Linked DNA regions of Homo sapiens: region 1 is linked to region 2. The links are chromatin loops, found by intact Hi-C in ENCODE. Cell type or tissue: psoas muscle. All regions are shown on one strand. Region 1 overlaps STX17 (syntaxin 17). Region 2 overlaps SEC61B (SEC61 translocon subunit beta).

Evidence for each region. Hi-C counts contacts between places; a loop is a spot of excess contacts. Peaks named below come from ENCODE experiments on the same cell type or tissue, not always from the same donor. Only the 100,000 strongest peaks of a DNase experiment are listed, where the experiment ranks them.
Region 1: a loop joins it to region 2, with 6 times the contacts of the local background. A loop is called at or near these places in 1 of 110 quality-filtered maps.

Annotation. Positions count from the first base shown.
Region 1 is chr9:99,950,574-99,955,573 of GRCh38, forward strand. It overlaps STX17 (syntaxin 17), which reads left to right. Exons shown (of 8, transcript NM_017919.3): 4 at 487-712. Among named protein-coding and RNA genes, the nearest start is that of STX17, 46 kb to the left of the region's middle. In psoas muscle, no CTCF peak of the experiment used is centred here; no DNase peak of the experiment used is centred here.
Region 2 is chr9:99,224,970-99,229,969 of GRCh38, forward strand. SEC61B (SEC61 translocon subunit beta) reads left to right here. Exons shown (of 4, transcript NM_006808.3): 3 at 2,930-3,031. Among named protein-coding and RNA genes, the nearest start is that of SEC61B, 5.2 kb to the left of the region's middle. In psoas muscle, no CTCF peak of the experiment used is centred here; no DNase peak of the experiment used is centred here; H3K27ac peaks cover 1,626 bases.

The DNA of each region.
Region 1 (5,000 bases), 730 kb after region 2:
TGTAACCATTGAGCAGGAGGGATAATATTGTTGAGTATGGAATGGCAAATTATAGATTACTGTGTATAATGTAATCCATTTTTTAATAAAAAGGGAGAAGCCTTATATATGTTAAATGTGTGCATGAGCCGTGAGAAATGTGTGGGAGTATTGAGTTAAGAGGGGGTGGGATAGGTGAAGTGAGAATATCATTTTTATTTCATATGCTTCTGTAGTGTTTGATTTATTGTGAAGAGCATTTATTTTTGTATAACCACATTTAATGAAGGAAAAATGCTAAATAAATTCAAAGTATGAGCATGTGGGTTCCAAAGATGCTGCATTTGGCCAGCCAGAGACATGGAAAATGTAAAAGTATTATGCTACACCTTCTATTGTGGAGATATTTGTTATAATTTCCATCCACAACTATTATAACATTACTTCTGAAAAGAAAGATATCTTATACTAAGAAATGGTGGCATTAATGATTTTTTTCTTTTATAGCAACTCCGATCCAATATCCGAGAAATTGAGAAACTTTGTTTGAAAGTCCGAAAGGATGACCTAGTACTTCTGAAGAGAATGATAGATCCTGTTAAAGAAGAAGCATCAGCAGCAACAGCAGAATTTCTCCAACTCCATTTGGAATCTGTAGAAGAACTTAAGAAGCAATTTAATGATGAAGAAACTTTGCTACAGCCTCCTTTGACCAGATCCATGACTGTTGGTGGTAATGTATTGTGCTAAGTCTTATTCTCAGTCACAGTAGTGCAGTTAATTAAAGATCACCTCCTTGAGTAGATACTGAATTATCTATAGGTCTTCAGAGACCATTCACTATCCCAATATGCTGAATCCTTGGACCCTGATCAGTGTTCCTGGAAATGTGTACCCTGGATATTTTGCAGAATAAAAAATTTAAGGCTATGCTTATGGAGTGGGACTTCAGGGAAAGTACCCGTTTGTCTATTTATTGAAGAGAAATTTAAATATATTTCCTAAGGATAATGTCATTCTTGTCTGCAAAGTACTCTTTACTCCTTTCCAGGTGCAGGGGTGACCTCTTCAGGCATGCTTTTTTTTCTTAAGCATTCTGATTTTCAGAGGGGATGTTAGATCTATCTTTCAGCCAAGTTCTCTGAATAACTGACAACATTAAGTAATCTACAATGGGAGTTAAGCCATCATCTTCTGTGAAGTGATACTCTAAGAAACAGCCCTGTGAAATTTGTCATTACATCTCTTCTAAGGATGTAATTGATAATTGCTGATCACATTATAATAATGTCTTTAATTCTGAAAATATTCTTGGCTTAATACATAGTAGTACTTCAAAGTAGTTGGTCTTTTTTTTTAAAATCTTTTGGGTATTCAATGGAATAACTGATAAGGTTTTCCTACTTAAATTGTTTACTAGAAAGCTTAGAGCCAAAATTTTTAGCCACCAAAAGTCAGATTTTTAAACCTATCCTAGCTTTGTTTTATAACTACTGCCCTTGTTTTCTTTTTTTGTTTCAGTGTTTCTCTTTTGTTAGTAACTTGTCTCATCTTGTTATATTTTATAAATTATTCTAAGCTACCTTTAATCCTTACGGAAAAGGTGGAGTATAAGTAAGTTACAAATTAGAGTAGAATCTTAGAGATGTTACAAAAAGTGGGCGAAGAGCATGAACAGACACTTCTCAAAAGAAGACATTTATGCAGCCAAAAAACACATGAAAAAATGCTCACCATCACTGGCCATCAGAGAAATGCAAATCAAAACCACAGTGAGATACCATCTCACACCAGTTAGAATGGCGATCATTAAAAAGTCAGGAAACAACAGGTGCTGGAGAGGATGTGGAGAAATAAGAACACTTTTACACTGTTGGTGGGACTGTAAACTAGTTCAACCATTGTGGAAGTCAGTGTGGCGATTCCTCAAGGATCTAGAACTAGAAATATCATTTGACCCAGCCATCCCATTACTGGGTATATACCCAAAGGACTATAAATCATGCTGCTATAAAGACACATGCACACGTATGTTTATTGTGGCAGTATTCACAATAGCAAAGACTTGGAACCAACCCAAATGTCCAACAATGATCGACTGGATTAGGAAAATGTGGCACATATACACCATGGAATACTATGCAGCCATAAAAAATGATGAGTTCATGTCCTTTGTAGGGACATGGATGAAATTGGAAATCATCATTCTCAGTAAACTATCGCAAGGACAAAAAACCAAACACTGCATGTTCTCACTCATAGGTGGGAATTGAACAATGAGAACACATGGACACAGGAAGGGGAACATCACACTTGGGACTGTTGTGGGGTAGGGGGAGGGGGGAGGGATAGCATTAGGAGATATACCTAAGCTAAATGATGAGTTAATGGGTGCAGCACACCAGCATGGCACATGTATACATATGTAACTAACCTGCACATTGTGCACATGTACCCTAGAACTTAAAGTATAATAACAATAAAATAAAAATAAGAATAAAAATAAAAAAAAAGAAATGTTACATCTGCCCATTTTTTCTTTTTTTATTTACTCAGGGCACTCCTGCATCACTATCTCCAAAGCCAGATTATTTTTAATTTTATATTTTCAGTGCTAATGATCCAGTAATTTACAGAGAGATTAAAAAAAGCTTTTGGAAGAAACATTTAGGCCACTAGTCAGAGTTTCTGGGTAATCTTGCTTTTGTTGTAGCCTTAGTACCTAGCACAATGCTTGGCACATAATGGACCTAAATGTTTTATAAACATAAATACATAAATATCTTTTTAGAGACAATTTTGTAATTTCACATGCACTGTAACCACCTCACTCTGTGGATAACCAGTACTGTAAATGTTTTTGAGAGAAGGAGATGCTAGCACTCAATCCTTGGTTGAAAAGTATTTGGGAAGAATGCTTTTTGATAGTTTGTAATTACCGTTTCATTATTCTGTTCATCTATAGTTATTGCTGCCATATTGGTGAGGTTGAAGGCCGTTTTTATCACTTAGTGCAAACTGATGCTTTATGTGCACATGTGGAGTAACTGAGTTTTATAGTTGCATGTGATTAAGGGCTCATCTTATGTACCCAGACATTGTGATAGTTGTGATGGTAATAATAACTGTGAAGATAACCTGGATTTTCTGGAAAGAGTAACTAACATCAATCTTTTTGCTACTTAGCTTTGAATTGCCTATCTCTAGCAATTCCCCTATCAAACAAAAATTTGGAGTTCATCTGAGAGTTTTCTCACAGTATTTTAATATCCTAATACTTGCTTTAATTTGCATTTTATTATTGCATTATTTGTTTTACTGCCAGTAGAACTGTTCGGGATCAACAACTTTGGGCTTATATGTCATCAGAGAAATTGGGTGATTATTATTAATAGAAAAAGGCAGTTTACCCAGTTTGCTGGCAATTAACTTTCTCCATAGGAAGCTGATTGGTATATAAAAAAAAACTTCGGCAGATTTTGAAGAAGTATGTGCATAAAGGAAATGAAAAAATTGGAGCAGAGCCAGAGAATGAGGGAGAAGAAATAGCAGGTGAAATTCACTTCCCAATTCTCTTGATTCTCAAACTTCTCAATTCACCAAATGGGCTATTAAAGACCTAATTACTAGGAGAAAACTAAAAAATTAAATCTCTATAACTAGTATTGATTTGGTTGAGACAGTCATTCTATTAATAAAATCAATACCTAGGTTATACCTAAAATAGTGTATAGAATTTCAAATTCAATAGTCTGCTTGTCATAGTGTGCTTTCACTATTAATCCACTGCCAACATAAAGCAATTAAAAAACTACTGTCTCACCAAGTGCCTGAGTATTTCGCCAAGTGTGAGAGTTTCTGCTATATTGCCTCAAGTCCAGAAATATTATTAATAAATAAGAGAATGGAAAAGGAAATGAATAATGAAAGGAAAGCAAGTAACTAATTTACATAAGACTTTAATAGTGGGGTAGGAATTGAGTTTGCTCCATATTTGGTCTTCTAGCTGTAGACTGTTTTTGTCATTCTACATGTTTTTATTCTATGCTCTCCAGTTTTTCCTTATTTTTGCTTTAGATACTTATTATAGTAGCAACAGCCTATATGGAAAATCTGTTTTATTGCATAGAAGTTAAGTGCCTTAAAATACTTTTTACTTTACAAATTCAATCTGATTCTAAATAAATTGGTTGGAAACATCAGCAGAGATTCAGAAGCAATGTTGCCACATTTCCATGAGTAAGATCAAAAATACAAAAATAGTTTTTCATTTACAGATAGAAATAACAAGTAGAATAGGATGTTTTATATTCTCTGGAGAATGAAAGAAGCTTATTAAGTTTAGGGAGAAGCTGTGATGATTTTGCTGTTTCTTTTGTCCAGATTCCGAGAGTTCCTAAAGCAAATCTTCTCTGCCAATCTTCTTGATCTGAGAAACTCCCTTCTGTCTCACTTGTGTGTCTGGTTTCATTTTTAGCATATTGCTTTCCACCAAGTGAAGTGAGGAGCCTCCAAATCTGATTTGTATTTAGAAAGGTGATTCAAGTCATACAGAGTGAATCAGTGCTTCTCTCCATTTTTGTCTTTCTTTACTCTCAGGACACACACTTCAGTAACACAAAAGGAACAGAATCTTATTACATTTTAAACAAATATTCACAAAAGAAAAGAATATAATCTTAAAACTGCTGGGAACTTCAGACCAGCGTATTGAATTTGATGAAATTTAGATTTTTATCACAGGTATATACATGTACTGAACAGTTTTATGAAACATGTAGATGGTTTGTATTATATGATTCAGAAGATGTATTTTCTATTGGTTTTAATTTTTTTTAAGTCTTCATTTGCAGCTAAGTTAAGCCATGCTTAGAAGTAATTTTATTTTGATAGGCTTATGTAGATGATCAGTAAATTAATTTCACTATTTTTAAACTATCAGAACTGGAAAACATTTCAGCAATGCTTTTGAATTAATTTAGATTTATAATAAAACTTTTTCTTATGTGGTAAAGGTTAGT
Region 2 (5,000 bases):
TCTCCTAAATACAATATAAAAGGAACTTGCTGTGAGGAGCAATAATGCTTTATAAACTGTAAAGGTGTGAAGTGCCACATAGTGTTCTAGCAGGATTAATGGGAATCAGGGATATTAAGATGGCGGAATAGCCACCAATGTATAGACATCAAGGTATTGAGGTCTACTACATGCCAAATGCTGTTTCATCTCCGAAGATGGGTCTGTGAACAAGGTAGGCAAGGTTTGTACTCATGAACCTTATATTCCAGTGTGGGAGATCAAACGCAAGGAAAATAAGACAATGTAATTTCAGGCAATAAGGGCTATGAAGATAAATAAAGCTGGGTGGGGGATAGAGAGTGGTGGGGATAGGGCAAAGGTAGGTAGTTGTTTTAGATAGGGTGTTCACAGTAGGTAATACCTGAGTAGATACCTGAAAGAAGCAAGAGAGCAAATCACACAATGGTTTGGGGACGAATAGGCCTCCTAGGCAAAAGGAGTGGGTAAGTATGAAGATTCTGAGGTCGATGAGGTTGGCTTTGAGGAGCAACAGAAGCACCATGTTAGAACCAAGTGTGTAACTGGTTAGTTTTGAAAACCATTGTGTTGAGGTATAGAAGGGAGAGACAGTTACACAGTGGCCAGAAAGAAAGGGTAAAATAGCCCCCAAATACAAATTTGAGAGATTCAATGTGTTTTATTAACCTTTACCTAGCTACCCCTAGGGAATGGGAAGTATTTTGAGTACACTTTAGTATTTCTAGGGGCTCTGGTTTTCAAATACTCTTCTATGTTCCATGCGCCAGCAGAAATAAGAAATCTTAAGAGAAGCCAGCCTGACTCCTCTGGGGCTCCTGTAATTCCAGGAAACTTTGAAGTCAGGAACTGGAGGTGTGATATTGTGGAAATAGTAGGAAGTGCATGCGTCCAAGTCCTGGCTCAGTCCATGACTATAATATGTTCACACTGGGTTTATCTTCTAGCTTAAAATCCTTTTCAATGAACAAGGAGGAAGATTTCAGCTGCATACCCCACAGATGGAATGACATATATCTGTGTGTGTGAAACCTTTTCTAAGGGCATGAATCTTTCTGTAAATCCCTGTACAGTTATGTTTTGCCATTTACAATCAGTTTTCCCATAGGAATGGTCACACAATGAAGTTTTAAGTTCCCAGGCTACCACGTAGTCCATAATTAATGTGTCTGAAATATAATCCTTGTAGTACAATAGACCCAAATCATGGTTTGGCACTGATTGCTTTCAAAGTTCTGGCATGAACACAGCTCTTCCTGTTAGAACCAGGACTGCACTCTCCCACTCCGTCATGTAGCAGGGCAGGCTCCCCGTGCTGTAGACAGTGCTTCCTGCATTCAGAATGTGGAGTAAAGACCGTGGTTGGGTAAAGGAGGCATGAGGACCAGAATGGGGAGGAAAGCAAGAAGAGATGGTAGGGATAGGGTTTTCACTTCTCTTCTTTTCCGTATATGCCCTTCCCTTTTTCAAAAATCCAGAATCATCAGCCCACAGATACTGGAATGAGATTTTGAGGGAGGGTATACTGGGATTTGATGCTGAATGGTGCAGGCAGCAATGAGATAGGCTTCCCCTCTCCTCCCCACTAGGACTTCTGAGTTGGTGATACATGGTCTGAAGAAAATTGCTTGTGACTTCTCACCACTTGCCCCTTACCCCCATATTGTACCACTCCAACATGGGGCACGATGAGCAGCTGGGGTTGGGGAAGTACTGCAGGGAAGGGTAGTTGCTGGGTGGGGTTCCCCGGTGACTGAGGGCTTCTCCCAAAGAGGAGAGAAAGGATTCCTTGGGCCTATTCCTTGGCAGCAGAGTCCTAAGTGCTGCTAGGCTGCTTCTGTCTGCCAGGGCTGCGTGTATTACATAGTGTATCTTACAAGCCTTGATCCCCTTGTGAGAGACACAAGGGGTGTTTTGGTTGGGTGTTCCCTGCGTTTTTTTTACATTCTACCTCTCTGTGCAAGATCTGTGATCACTATATTAAAATAGTGAAAACACGGCCAGGTGCGGTGGCTTGCACCTGTAATCCCAGCACTTTGGGAGGCCAAAGCAGGCAGATCATGAGGTCAGGAGTTCAAGACCAGCCTGGCCAGTATGGTGAAACCCTGTCTCTACTAAAAATACAAAAATTAGCTGGGCATGGTGGCGCACGCCTGTAATCCCAGCTAAGCAGGAGGCTGAGGCAGAAGAATCGCTTGAACCCAGGAGGCGGAGGTTGCAGTGAGCAGAAATTGTACTACTGTACTCCAGCCTGGGCAACAGAGCGAAACTCCATCTCAAAAAAAAAAAAAAAAAAAAAAAAAACAAACTAGTGACAACACATAACAAAGTAATTTTTTATAAAGTGTATACTCTATCTTGGGCCCTGGATATAATTAAAGCTTAAAGTTTTTGTCTGTTTGCAGTAAATATACTAATTTTAAAATACATCTTTTAAAGTAGCCATTTTAAGATCAGCTTGTATGGATTCAGGGCATTTTAAAACAGGAATTTATTATTTGGCTTCATGAAAGATGCATGTGAGGAGAAAGTGAAATGCTTTGTCCACATGACACAGCTGGATGTTTTGGGCATGCAGATGGGCTCCAGGGTCAGAGCTAGGTTCAGCCACCTGTTGGCTGCAGGGTCTTAGATATTTTGCTTAACCTTTTCTGAGGCCAATTTGCCTCATTTATAAAATGGAAAAATCGTGACTGCTTTTCAGGGTTATTGTATGCATTGGCATCAGGTAGGCACTTAGTTCATTGTGGTTATCATGATCAAAGGAGTAAAAGCAGGAATTTAGGTGGATTCTAGCAAAGAAAGTTTTTTTTTTTTGATTCCTTAACTGTGTAATAATGGTAGCATATGTTATAATGCTATTCTAATAATTTCCAGAAAAGGCCATTTGTAACATTTTCCTCTCTTTCAGGAAAAATGCCAGCTGTGGGACAAGGAGTGCAGGCCGCACAACCTCGGCAGGCACCGGGGGGATGTGGCGATTCTACACAGAAGATTCACCTGGGCTCAAAGTGTAAGTCTTAGGAACAGTCCTTGTGTTTCTGTCCAGTGGCAGCAGAGCAGCAGTGGCAGCACTCTGTCTCTGTCACCAGTAGCGTTTGCCTTGATGCGATTTACTGTACACAACAGCCTCATTTGTGCCAGGCGGACTGGGTTTGGTTTGCCTGTTTATCAACCGATTAGGCATTGTAGGGCCGGGAATGACATCTTTTCATGGAGTGAGGGAAAGGAAAGGAAGTTCTTCATGGAGCTATGTCAAAATAAATGAGAACAGAGAGAACTGGAGGGAAAACTGCTTAATTAGATGAAATTGCTCTTCATTTGGTGATCTTGCCCCGTACCAAGAAATAGGAGTAATCATTTGAATAGGAATTGGGTGATTTTTCAAAGTTCTCCTGAAGGCATAAGCTGATATTACTACAACCTGATGGAGGTTTTCCCATTAGGCTGTGTTACCAGGAGTTCCTTGGCCTCTTTGCCTTTGGTGGGTGGTGAGTAGACTCAGGAGGGTGAACATGTAATACCACTTTCCAAGTTCTTAGGCATTGGAGTGCTCATTAGGTGATGGGAAATGGGTGTCCAGGGACCCCTGTCCCCATGCCTTGCTCAGGGTTTCTGGTGCTGTGTGGCAGATCTTATCCCACAGATTTCTGTTAGGTTCCAGAACACCACTGCCTACAACTGTTTCCTGACTAAACTCGGTGGATGAGGATTCGAAATAATAACAGCAACTCTGATTTACATAGCACTTTGTACTTTGCAAAGAACTTTCAATGTCTGTTGTCTAGTTTGATCTGCCCAGCAATCCAGTGAGGTGAGAGATGTTACCATTTTGTAGATGAGGACCTCAGGTTCAAAGAGGCAAAGTGACATGCTCAAAGACACACAACAAGAGGTGGAACTGGATATTCTGATTAAGTCCTATGCTCTTTGCATATTGTCCATCTAGTTAAAATAAAAAAGACAAAATTGAATTAATTTGGATTAGTTTTAATTAATTTGACCAGCACCTTGACTTTAGTTTACAAAGTCACAAATTTGTAACTTTACAAATTTGTAAAGTTTTTATTAATTTTAATTAGTTTTTATAATTTTAATTAGTTTTAATTAATTTGACCAGCACCTTGACTTTAGTTTACAAAGTCACAAAAGGATCACAAATTTAGTTTATAAAGCCTTCCCTGGAATTCTTGTTTTCTCTTATATTGGAGACTTATATGATAATGTGAGAATATATCTAGGAAGTAATTCTTGGGGTTGGGGATATGTGAGGTGGGGGTATCCTGACTGCCAACCTTTTGGTCTTTGGTGGAGGTAGTTTGAGTATTTCAGAGAGAATTTTTTTTTCTCCTTTAGCGACAGGGTTTTGCTCTGTCGCCCAGGCTGGAGTGCAATGGCATGATCATAGCTCATTGTAGTCTTGAATTCCTGGGCTCAAGTGATCTTTACTCCAGGAGACAAAATTGGATAAATTTGGATTAATTAGTCCTGAGTAGTTGGGACTACAAGTGCGCACTACCATGCCTGGCTAGTTTTTTGTACAAGCAGAATCTCACTGTGTTGCCCAGGCTGGTTTCTAACTCCTGGCCTCAGCCTCTCAAAGTGCTGGGATTATAGGCATGAGAGGGAACCTCAGAGAGAACATCTGTAGCCCATTGCTCTTCAGGGGACTCATTTTAAACCCTTCTCAAGAAGGTTGTCTTTTAATTTTTAATTTTTATGGGTATACAGGTGTATATATTTATGGGTTATATGAGATGTTTTGATACAGGCATACAATGTGTAATAATCATATCAGGGTGTGTGGGGTATCCATTACCTTAAGCATTTATCCTTTGTGTTATAAACAGTCCAATTATACTGTTAGTTGTTTTACAATATACAATTAAATTATTTTTTGCTATAGTCACGTTGGTGTGCTAGCAAATACTAGGTCTTATTCAGAAGGTTGTCTTTAAATAAATCTTAATTTGAAAAAAAAA